2 separate regions of the Mus musculus genome follow, and region 1 is linked to region 2. The links are chromatin loops, found by intact Hi-C in ENCODE. Cell type or tissue: left cerebral cortex. All regions are shown on one strand. Links, peaks and the distances in the headings refer to the core of each region. The heading gives the core; the rest is flanking DNA.

What was found. Hi-C counts contacts between places; a loop is a spot of excess contacts. Peaks named below come from ENCODE experiments on the same cell type or tissue, not always from the same donor. Only the 100,000 strongest peaks of a DNase experiment are listed, where the experiment ranks them.
Region 1: it touches region 2 in a loop (2.1-fold over the local background); 1 of 42 quality-filtered maps calls a loop at or near these places.

Annotation. Positions count from the first base shown.
Region 1 is chr4:62,468,607-62,473,986 of GRCm38, forward strand. It overlaps Wdr31 (WD repeat domain 31), which reads right to left and starts at 2,293. Exons shown (of 11, transcript NM_023597.3): 1 at 2,213-2,293; 2 at 231-327. In left cerebral cortex, for the core only: no CTCF peak of the experiment used is centred there; DNase peaks (open chromatin) are centred at 2,333 and 3,656; H3K4me3 peaks cover 1,097 bases; H3K27ac peaks cover 702 bases.
Region 2 is chr4:62,405,248-62,410,627 of GRCm38, forward strand. It overlaps Cdc26 (cell division cycle 26), which reads right to left and starts at 3,378. Exons shown (of 4, transcript NM_139291.4): 1 at 3,305-3,378. Prpf4 (pre-mRNA processing factor 4) reads left to right here and starts at 3,536. Exons shown (of 14, transcript NM_027297.3): 1 at 3,536-3,654; 2 at 4,328-4,505. The coding sequence starts at 3,628. In left cerebral cortex, for the core only: a CTCF peak has its summit at 2,555 (motif pointing right); DNase peaks (open chromatin) are centred at 2,667 and 3,468; H3K4me3 peaks cover 2,313 bases; H3K27ac peaks cover 1,590 bases.

The sequences.
Region 1 (5,380 bases), core at 198-5,197, 63 kb after region 2:
TCTAGGACGGCATCCAGAAACTCTAAGATATGTACTGTTTATAGATATGCAGAGCTGCCCATCTGCCAGCTTCACCTGTGTTTAACACTGTCATCAAACTGCAAACAGGTATTGCCCGAGATCTAGGTCACTGGAAACCACGGGGGCTGTAAATGTATTCAAAACCAACTGGATTCTTAGTGGGTATCTTCGCTGGGGAGTGGAAGGAAGGGTAACTTGGCATTACTTACCCCCAAAGCAACCAGATCTTCTTGGTGAGCTGCTGTATTTGATGATCTGTAGTTCATTCAGCCTTCGGAAACAAGTCAGACAGCCACTTCCTAATCTCTGTAATTAACGAAAGGACGCTTAAGTTAATCTCCCCTCTGTCTAAGCATATGTTTGCACCAGAGAGATTTACAAGTGTAAATAGGAGCCTCGTTTAATTGAAAAAAATTATTACTGTAGTTTTCCTCGTTAAGAAATAGCACACAAATTTCCAAGATTATATGAACGTCAATTTTCTATTAATAGAGCAGAGTATATCATGATGTTAACTACACATCTATTTCTCTGCTGCATGAGAGATGGCATCCTAAATTAAAGAGCAAGATTAGCCAGAAGCTCTTTACAGGGTACAACATAACACTCTGTGGTTTTTGACTGTTTGTCTTTTGGGGACAAAATCTTTTTCTGTATAGCCCAAGCTGGCCTCCAACTCAAAATCCTCCTGCCTCACAGGCTCATGTGACCAGACCTCAAAATAATGGTCTTTTTAAACTACCTAACAAGACCATCCAAAAAATATCTCTGAAGGCTCATCACCCTGCTTCAACCCACAAAGGCTGGAAGCACTTGGAAAGGTGCTGAAAGGTCATGATGGCTCTGGATGCCCTGTGGGTTTCTGGGGGAAGCAGATCTACATCTGAACCCCTGATCTGTCTCTGTCCAAATCTGCTTTCCAAAGGCCTACATTAGATAGAGCTCAGAAAATCCTCTTTCGGTTATGTAGTACACAATTCCTTTATAGCCTTTGATACAACTGTGATCCATAGAGCTAACTTGCTGTCATGGGGGCAGAACTGAGTGAAATGAATCTTATTTCAGTAGACTTTTCTCATCCTGTCTGTAGACACACACACACACAAAGATTCAAAACAACAACAACAACAACAAAAAACCTCTCATATGATCCTAGTGACTTGAGATGTCTTATACAAACATTTGCAGTCTGACACAGTATTAACCCAAATATTGAAGAAATGACGCTGTAAAATGTACTACTTAGCAAGGTAGTGAGATGCCCCTTGCCTCTTCACCTACCATGAATCACACAAGACTGAGCAAGTTCCCCGTGACTTGTTATCGAAAAGAACTCTTCCCACTCGGGTTTATTCTAAGAATGTGCCTACTAGGCCTGACTTTTCTTGTGATATATTCTTTTTAATAAATCTCTGTGTATGTGTTCTGGCCTAGCAAGTATGATCACTGAGACTTTTAACATGGCGCTAGTTGTGTACATGATTATTATTATTTTTTTTTTTTTTTTTTGAGACAGGGTTTTACTGTGTAGCCCTGGCTGTCATGGAACGAACTCACTCTGTAGACCAAGCAGGCTGTCCAAGAACTCAGAGATCTGCCTGCTTCTACCGCCTCAATGCTGGGACTAAAGGCATGCACTGCCACTTCCCAACTGGTATAAATGATTTTTTTTTTAAATCCACGCTCTCTTCCCAAATCTTTCACATGGATGTCTATCTAACCTATACTCTCTGTGACTAAGACATCTACACCAGTGTTCAAAGATTAACAAACGACTCGCAGAAGCTTATAGGAGGTGGACTGGTTTGACTCTAATGATAATGTAAAGGAAAAGATTCAGACAGTAAGAGGATTTACAAGACACCCGGTCTCACTGAGGGTCGGCGCTAGATCAGAACTCCCAACGTTGAGGACCATCAGCGTGCAGTTCTTTGTTGTCTTGTTTGTTTTCTTTCTGGCCCTTCAGATTATAAATGCTCCTACTCCTGTCCATTATCTGAACTGCTAAAGCTTACTTTCATGTGCACGTGCCAGGGGAGGATTACGCCAAGATGGAAGCAGGTGAAACCAGGTCCTACACATACCCTCCCAGACCTCCTCCTCACTTCGGGTGGGTGGCTGGCTACCGCTGGGGAGAGCGCGAAGATGCCCCCCGATGCTCCCTCTCTCCCACCTCGGGCTCCATACCCACCGGTGGGCTAGCACCGAGGCCCGAAAGCACGGGTAGCAGGCATCCTTAGCTTCCACAGGTTCCCGCGCCTCCGCCCCTAGCAACCAGGCGCGCGTCGCTAGGGCGGGAGTTCCACCTAAACGCTCCGGGCGTCCACGGCAGCCCCGGAACCCAGGTTCCACGTGCCGGAAGTCCCTCAGGGGCCGAGCCGAGAGAGCGTATTTTCCTTTTCTAATTTGATGGTATGTGAATATTCTATGCAGGGGAGGTTTGTGCTTAACCACGCTACATGAACATGAAGCACCTGTATCCTCCAAGAAAAGCGGTGATATCTGTCGTAGCCACAGCGAGTAAGCGATTAATAAGTGTCACTTTGTAATTATTATTCGCCCAGAAAATTTATTTTAAATGTCCCTGAATATAGACAGAGATTTTCTCCATTGAACATTTCCCAAACATCTTAATCCATTCCTCTCATTTGGCATGTGTGTGTTTATTTTTACTAATTTTTCTAAATAGATAAAGTAATGAGTTTCAAATATATGGAAGGTTTTGATTGTGCCGTTCGCCTTTGTGTGGGGACCATGTTAATTTGTTTTCTGTGTCAATCCACTTTTTAAAAAACGGTTTGAAAATAACTTATTTTATAAGTGTGAGTGCTTTATCTGCATATACATATATATATATATATATATATATATATATATATATATATATATATATAATTTGTGTGCCTACTGAGTTCTAATCCTACAGAACGTGAGTTACCGATGGTTGTGAGCTCGATGGTTGTGAGCTGCCCTGTGGGTTTTGGGAACTGAACCTGTGTCTTCTGCAGGTGCTATAAGTGCTCTTAACCGCTGAGCCATCTCTCCAGTTCCTATATTGTTCCAATTTTAACACATGTGCTGCCAAACTGAATACTTTTCACTTTGTTTTTCATCAAACTGGGATGAGCCAGCACCACAAACAAAAAGACTGTCAGTACCTTCTTCAGATTCAAATGGGAAGGTACTAACAAAAGACTAACATCTCGAGAGATGACTTAGCGGTTAAGAGATCCTGAGTTCAATTCCCAGCAACCTCATGACAGCTCATAACCATGTGGGATCTGATGCTCTCTTCTGGAACACAGGTGTGCATGTTCTAGCTCTACAGGTAGAGCACTCATATTCACAAAATAAATAAATCTTTTAAAAAATAGTTGTTAGGTAAATTTTGGAGTCAGTGTATAACCCATTGCTATGGCAAAATACTAGCAGTAGAATAGACTTCTACTGATTTCTACAAAATACTGTATTTCTACAAAATACTGGCAGTAGAATAGACTTCTACTGATTTGGGTCAAGTACAAACTAAGGTGTTAGAGTCTACTCCCAAAGCACTCTGTTCTGGGATACAACCACTTTGAGAAATGCTTCTGGCATCTGATCCTTCCAAACTGGTATCTGTAGTCACACTTGTCCCGGAGCCTCATCTGTCTTCCGCCTACTTCTTGCTCTTCTCCATCTGACTATCTAAAAGACACCTCTTCCTTGACATGACTCACAGACATCATCTTCTGCCTAAACCTGTTCTTTTCTTTCTCTAAACACTGGGCATTACCACCCATTAATCACTCAAGCCACAAACCTAGGAGTCATTTGTAACTGCCTCTCAGGAGCAATCCTCTGTTGCAGGATATTTGATCACACTGTGAACTGGGAGACTGGATTGTTTCTGGGGAAAAAAAAATCTGTTTCTAGTTGTGGTGTGGCTCACCATTAGCACAATTCTTTAGACCCTATGCCCAGAATACAGACACACCCTTAGTACACACCTTTAATCCCAAACAATAAAGCTAGAGTTAGTTTGTAGAAGGAAACTCTTTATGTTTAAAAGTGATGTTTGAGTGACAGACAAAGTGACAAATCAGAAAAAGATTTGACAAAACAGGATATGCCCAACTCTCAGAAGAAGAGAGAGGAAAGAGAAGCTACTTAAGAGAGAACAGTACACAGAGAGAGCCAGAAAAAAAGGAGGCAGTTTTACTGGAAGAATTTTACAAAGAAAGGTTAAAGAGAGAACGAGTCAGACACAGATAAAAACAGAGCGAGGCAGAGAATGAGAAGGAGCTAGTAGATTAGAACAGATTGTCAAAGTTAGTATAAAGCCAAGCAGAGCAATTTAGGAGAGGCCAAGAGGGAGAAGCCAGATTGAATCAGTCAGCTTGCAGAGGAGTTTGAGCCAGAACAGCTGAGTTGAAGCAGCCCAGCCAGAGTTCAGAAAGAACTAAAAGGGTGAGCTTATTCAGCGGTAAGTTTCAGAGGCTGAAAACATTCTAGGCCTAGATTAGGTTGTACAAAGGCAGTAAACCTCAGAAACAACAATTACATCAGGTGAATAAAAGTTATTTTAACTATCCTGCTCCCAAGGTTTCCAATTCTGCTTTCTAAATATCCTCATTTCTCTCTAGCCACTGTTTTGGTTCAGGCCAACACTATCCGGGGTATAATAAGTTAAAAATAACCATAAACTCATCGTTGATTCTTCCATTAGGGCTGGCATCATACATTTTTTTTTTTCATTTGAGTGTAGCAGAAGTAACATTGTGGAACTTCTGGATTTAAGCCTCAAAGGGACTTGGTTTCTCCTTTCATCTTTTTGAATCTGTAGGAAATCCTAGCCAGCTCACCTGAAAGGCACAGCACACACAATAGTTAGCACCAAATGTCAAGCATGAGTAAGACTGTTTTATACTTTCCAGCCTTCACGTGGTGAAAACCACAAGGAGAATCATCAGAAAAGTGATCCAGGTGTGACAACCCAGTTTGCCAATCTTCTAAGTTAGGAGCACATAAGCACCTTCCACTTTAAGCTCCTAGACGGGCTTTTAGGTGCAGTAAACAATGACAATCCAAGATGAAGCCCAAATTCTTCATGAGGTCTCTTAAGCTTTGTTTACATCTCTTCATCCTCTCTGCACACCCATGCTATGTGCTTCAACACTATGAACTACTTAAGTTAGCTGTTACCTTGGAGTCTTTGTAAACCATCCTTACACTCTGTGATGGTGAGTGCCGTCACTGGACAGGATCTAGAATCATGAAAAGAAAACAGAAACAAAAAGACCTCTGGGTGTATCTGTGATGGATCAACTGAAGTGGATTTCTGGATAGAATCTAGTCTGGGGTTATCCACCACTCTTTG
Region 2 (5,380 bases), core at 99-5,098:
GACAAAAGTGTATACTATGTGACGCACCATGACACACTACAGGTTCCATGACAAATTTTGGTTTATTCTATCTTATTTTATTTTAGTGGCGGGAGTAGTTGCAAGGGTAGAGGGTGGATACGAAGGGACAGGGAGACGAGTGGGATTGGGGTGCCTGATGTGACATTCAAAGAATCAACAAAAAGCTAGGCTGACCTTAGTACTGTTGAAGGTATCGTCTTTATATCCTCTACAGTATCCATGATAAATAAAGTTTTGGAGTAAACTGAGCTACACAACAATAGAGAAGGTGAAACTAACTTGTCGGGCAGTGAGAGGTAGCCTGGTCCTCAGTTGAGCTAAAAAGGCTTTGAAGCCCTGGGGACCCTGAAGAGATGGTAGGTAGGACCTTCGCCTGCTCCCAGGCACCAGGCCCCTGTCACTAACTGCAGTCCCCCATAGATTTGTGGCCATCAGTCATGTAAGGGCAATGCCCCAAGCCCCCCACCCCCAACATAGATGAGGCATCACTAACATCTCAGACCAAGACAAGAGGAAAAGAAACGTGACCACCATAGGATCAAGCCAGATCTCCATTCTAATGAGTTGCCTAAAGGCCTGGAGGGCATAAGCAATAAGCTTTCCTTCCCAGACACTCCTCCCTGCAAAATGTATTTAACCTCAGGCCCACCCTGAGAAGTGGGGGCATGATTTTATACATCCACTTTCCTCTATGACAATAAATGCCTTACTACTATGGACTGCCTCTTTTCATCGGGATCCACCATGGGGAGCCATGGAGAAGGCCTTCGACTATAGAGCCACTGTCTAGTCCTGTAGAAGGCCTTTCTGCACTCCCAGCCACCACTGCCCACCAAGCCCAAGCCCAAGCCTGCAGTCAAGCCAAGGACTCTCCCCGTGTGACCAGCCATTGTTCCCCTTCCCCCCACCACACACAGCCAGCCAGCTGCTCCCCCACTCCATTCTCAGCTCTTCTGGGGCTCCCAGCGGGGCCTGGATGTTGGAAAGCCTGAGAACCGACCACCCCAGCCTCATCACAAGCAGGCAGACCCCCAAACCAGCTCCCACTGTTCCATGCCTCAGACTGCCCGCTTTCCCACCAGCAATGTCCTGGGGCTTCCCTATGGCCCAGCACCAGCCCTGAGCTGGCATGAGGTAAGTGCAGTCAAACTCCCTGTGTCCTGCCTCCCCAAGCTGCAGAGCAGACTCAAGACCCACAACCCTACACTAACTTTTCTTAAGTTCTAGACTCTACCATTATTGGGTTTTTTTTTTTCACTTTAGTAACTAAAAATTTTTGCCTCTTAAAAAAATTATTTAATTATGTATTGGGTGTTGGTGAAAGCACACAATTCACAAGCATCGGTCAGAGGACAACATCTGGGGTCAGTTCTCTCCTTCTACCATGTGGGGCATCACACTTAGCACAGGTTCCTTTACCCACTAAACCGTCCCACATTCGCATTCTTTGTATTATTTTAATACAGACACCTTGGGAAACTTGAAAAATTATTCCAGTTTTATAAAGTTGAAGCAAACAGTTTAGTTAATATCAGAAGCCGGGCAGTAGTGACACACACCTTTAATCCCAGCACTCTGAAGTCAGAGGCAGGAGGATGTCTGTAAGTTTGAGGTCAGCCTGGTCTACAGAACATGTTCCAGGACAGCCAGGGCTACACAGAGAAACCCTTCTTGAAAAACAAAAAATGTGGGCTGGAGAGATGGCTCAGCAGTTATGAGCACTGATTGCTCTTCCAGATATCCTGAGTTCAAATCCAGCAACCACATAGTGGCTCACAACCATCCGTAATGAGATCTGACACCCTCTTCTGGTGTGTCTGAAGACAGCTACAGTGTACTTACATATAATAAATAAATAAATCTTTGGGCTGGAGCAAGCAGGGAGAGCGGGGCCTGAGCAAAAAAAAGAAAAACAAAAAACAAAACAAAACAAAAAAAAAGCTAAATCAGCATTCTATAAAAGTTACACATAGGGGCTGGAGAGATGGCTCAGTGGTTAAGAGCATTGACTGCTCTTCCAGAGGTCCTGAGTTCAATTCCCAGCAACCACATGGTGGCTCACAACCATCCGTAACAAGATCTGGCGCCCTCTTCTGGAGTGTCTGAAGACAGCTAGTGTACTTACATATAATAAATAATTTAAAAAAAAAAAAAAAAACAAAGTTACACTTAGACCACTAAAATAAAAAGCTAAATGATAGTGATCTACATGAAAGTTTTGCTATAGTGTGCATTCATAGAAATTATTATTGCGTGCATCCAGAACGAAACAAAACACTACAATGTATAGGAAACATTTACACTTCTCTCAGGAGGCTTAGCACAGCAAGGGGTGATCTAATCAAAACACTGGCCCGTGACATTTCAAAACTGCTTTATTCTATCAGATACTACTTTCTACCAGATCCTTACGTAGAGAAATGGAAGTCAGCTCCAAGGGGGAAAGGAAGAAACACTTAGAAAAACAACAACAACAACAATAATTCCCTACTTGCGAGGGAACTTTCTGAAAGCCTCACCACTAGAGAGCAATAATGAGTACGAGTTAAAAGCGCGGCTCGGCGGCTCGCGACCTGCCACGTTACTAATTCTACTACTACGGCTCCAGAACGACCTTTTCTCACCAGAATGTTTTTTGGTTTTTTTCGGGCTTGTACTCTTGTCCGTGACTGAGATGACTAAAACAGAATAAGCTCGTTGCGCGTAACTCGGCATTAGTAAGTCCTCGAAAAGGAAGTGCTCTTCTAATTGGAGTTGTTCGGGGCAGGGCCTTGAGTGTGGAAGTGAGTCTGTTCAGCTCGGCAAACGCGCATATTTTTGTAACCCCCACAACTTTCATGTAAGGATTTTTTTTTTAAAAAAAACCTTATCTCTGATGGCCTAACATTCATTGGAGCTACTACTGCTGATATGCTCTTTATCTGGAGCCTTCATGGACCCTTTATTTCAAAGAACACAGACAAAGAATAGGCTGTAGACAAGTAAACCCACAACAAACTAGGCCGCAGCTCCTCCACCACATCTCTATTTTAGCCTTAGAAGGTCTTAGAGTTTAATATCTTCTTGAAGCCCAAACTGATTACGTAGCCACCGAGTTACGAGGGGCCCCCGAAGGACTTCCGTCGTGGACAACAGTCCTCTTTCCCAGCTCCAAGGCTGCAGAAGTCTAGGGAGAGATTTCCATGGCAACACAGGCCTCAGCTTCGAAATGGCGGAAGGCCTCCCGAAGGATAACAGAGACCCTCGTTTTGTTCCAGATTATGGTTGCGATCCGCAAACCTACCTCTTTTCAGGCCTCTGCAGTTCCCCAGAACCTCAACTCCCACCATGACTCCATTGCTGCGCAGCCCAAACTACACCTCCCAGGCTGCTCTGCGCCTCTCTTCCCATGCTCCTCTTCTCCCGCGAGGTTGTGTAGCTCTGTAAGGCCACGCCCCTCGACTCCAGCCGACCTTTGGCAACTACCATTCCCAAGATACTTCGCACGTAGTACGTTTCTGATACGTTTCCGGCCAGTGACGCACTTCCACTTTGCTAGGCGCGCGGTTCCCGGTCTGAAAAGTAGAACGCGGATTTGGCTAGGGCCTCGCGTCTCCGCCGCCCGGCATGGCCTCCTCACGAGCCTCCTCCACGGTACGGAGCTCTGGATCTAAGCTCAGGCCTGCCCTAGAGAGGCCGGGGGTTCCCGTGGGAAAGGGCCGTTACCTTACGGGTCTGGGCCGAGGAGGAGGAAAGCTGAGGGACCCTAGTGTGGACCTTAGTAGCCTTTTCCTGATGTCTTCGTGTGCTGCAGCTCTCTTTGCACTGCTCTTACTTAAGTCCTGAGCAGAGACCACTCTTTCTGGCTGCTCCAAAACACGGTGCTTTGGAATCGGGTTGTGTCCTGACTTAAGCTGTCCGACTCGTACTTACTATGATGAGGCTTCCCAACTTGTAATCGGCTCTGAAAGTATTTGAAATGTGTATTCCAGTCACATCGTGACTTGGTGCACCTAGAGCCACCCTGATTGTTTAGGTTGTTTTTAGTGTCTGCCCAGCAGTGAGAAGTTATTTTCGTAAAACCGGAGATTGCTTTTCCAGTCGATTAAAGTAACGGGCCCCAAAACAACCAAGACACTTCAGGCAGAAATTGATTGGTCGTATTTGTGTGCCAAACTTAACAAGAGCCTTAACTCGCACAAAGTCAGTTTCGACTTTCTCCTCTAGTTTTGAGAGGAAAGAAGATGAAAGTGCAGCGTTAGCTTCATTCTTTTGGGAAGCATGGTTTGCTGGAACTAAACCTTAGTCCGGGTCTTTGATTTAACAGACAACCAAAACCAAAGCGCCTGACGATTTAGTTGCTCCCGTTGTGAAGAAACCACACATCTACTATGGAAGCTTGGAAGAGAAAGAGCGGGAACGCCTGGCCAAAGGAGAGTCTGGGATTTTGGGAAAAGAAGGACTCAAAGCCGGCATTGAAGCAGGAAATATTAATATAACATCCGGTAAGATGCAAATTGCAGGTCATTACCCCCACACACACACCCTTTTTTAAACAGTGCTGGGAATCCAACCCGGGTTTTTTTTTTTTTTTTTTTGCATGCTAGGCAACTGTTCTGCCACTGAGCCATACATTTCCATCTCCCCCCACCCCCCACAGTCTCTTACCTTTGACCTCAAACTCCTCCTGCCTCCTTCCTGGTCGCCACCATGTACTTTTGATGATTCAATATTCTGATGAACACCTTCCCAAACCACATAGTATTAGGTTTATAGGCCAAAACCTTCTATTGGTCTGGGGAGCTAGTTCAGGTGCCAAAAGCTTTTCTCTGTGACCATTAGGACCTGAGACTGAGCCCCAGAACCCATGTTTTTTTACTGGCTTGTTTTTCCTTTTTCTAAAAAAAAAAAAAAAAAAAGTCAATGTGGTGGTACCTACTTAGAATGAAATGTTGGGAAGACATACTTGCAAACGCGTGCAACCTTACCCTTCTGTTTTCACCTTTGAGCCTGTGACTTTACCTGCTTGACATCATCCAGTGAGTGGATTTCTTGTATTCTCTACAGTTCCTTGCAGGAATGACTCGTGGTCTCTGTAGACTTCTTGAGTGGATTTGTCTTTGGGAGATGTAACCTAGTTCTGGCATTGGTTTATAACTGTTTATAGAATTCTTTCCTTTACTTTTCTAGGGTTTTTCTTTGTGTTTTCCTTTTTGTTTCTGTTTTTCAAGACAGGGTTTCTCAGTGTAGCCATGGGCCAAGCTGGCTGGCCTCCAACTCAGAGGTTCTCCTGCCCCTGTCTCCAGAGTGCTGAGAATAAAAGCATAAAAAAGAATAAAAACCACTACCTGCCTAGTTTAACTTAGTTATTATAAGTATT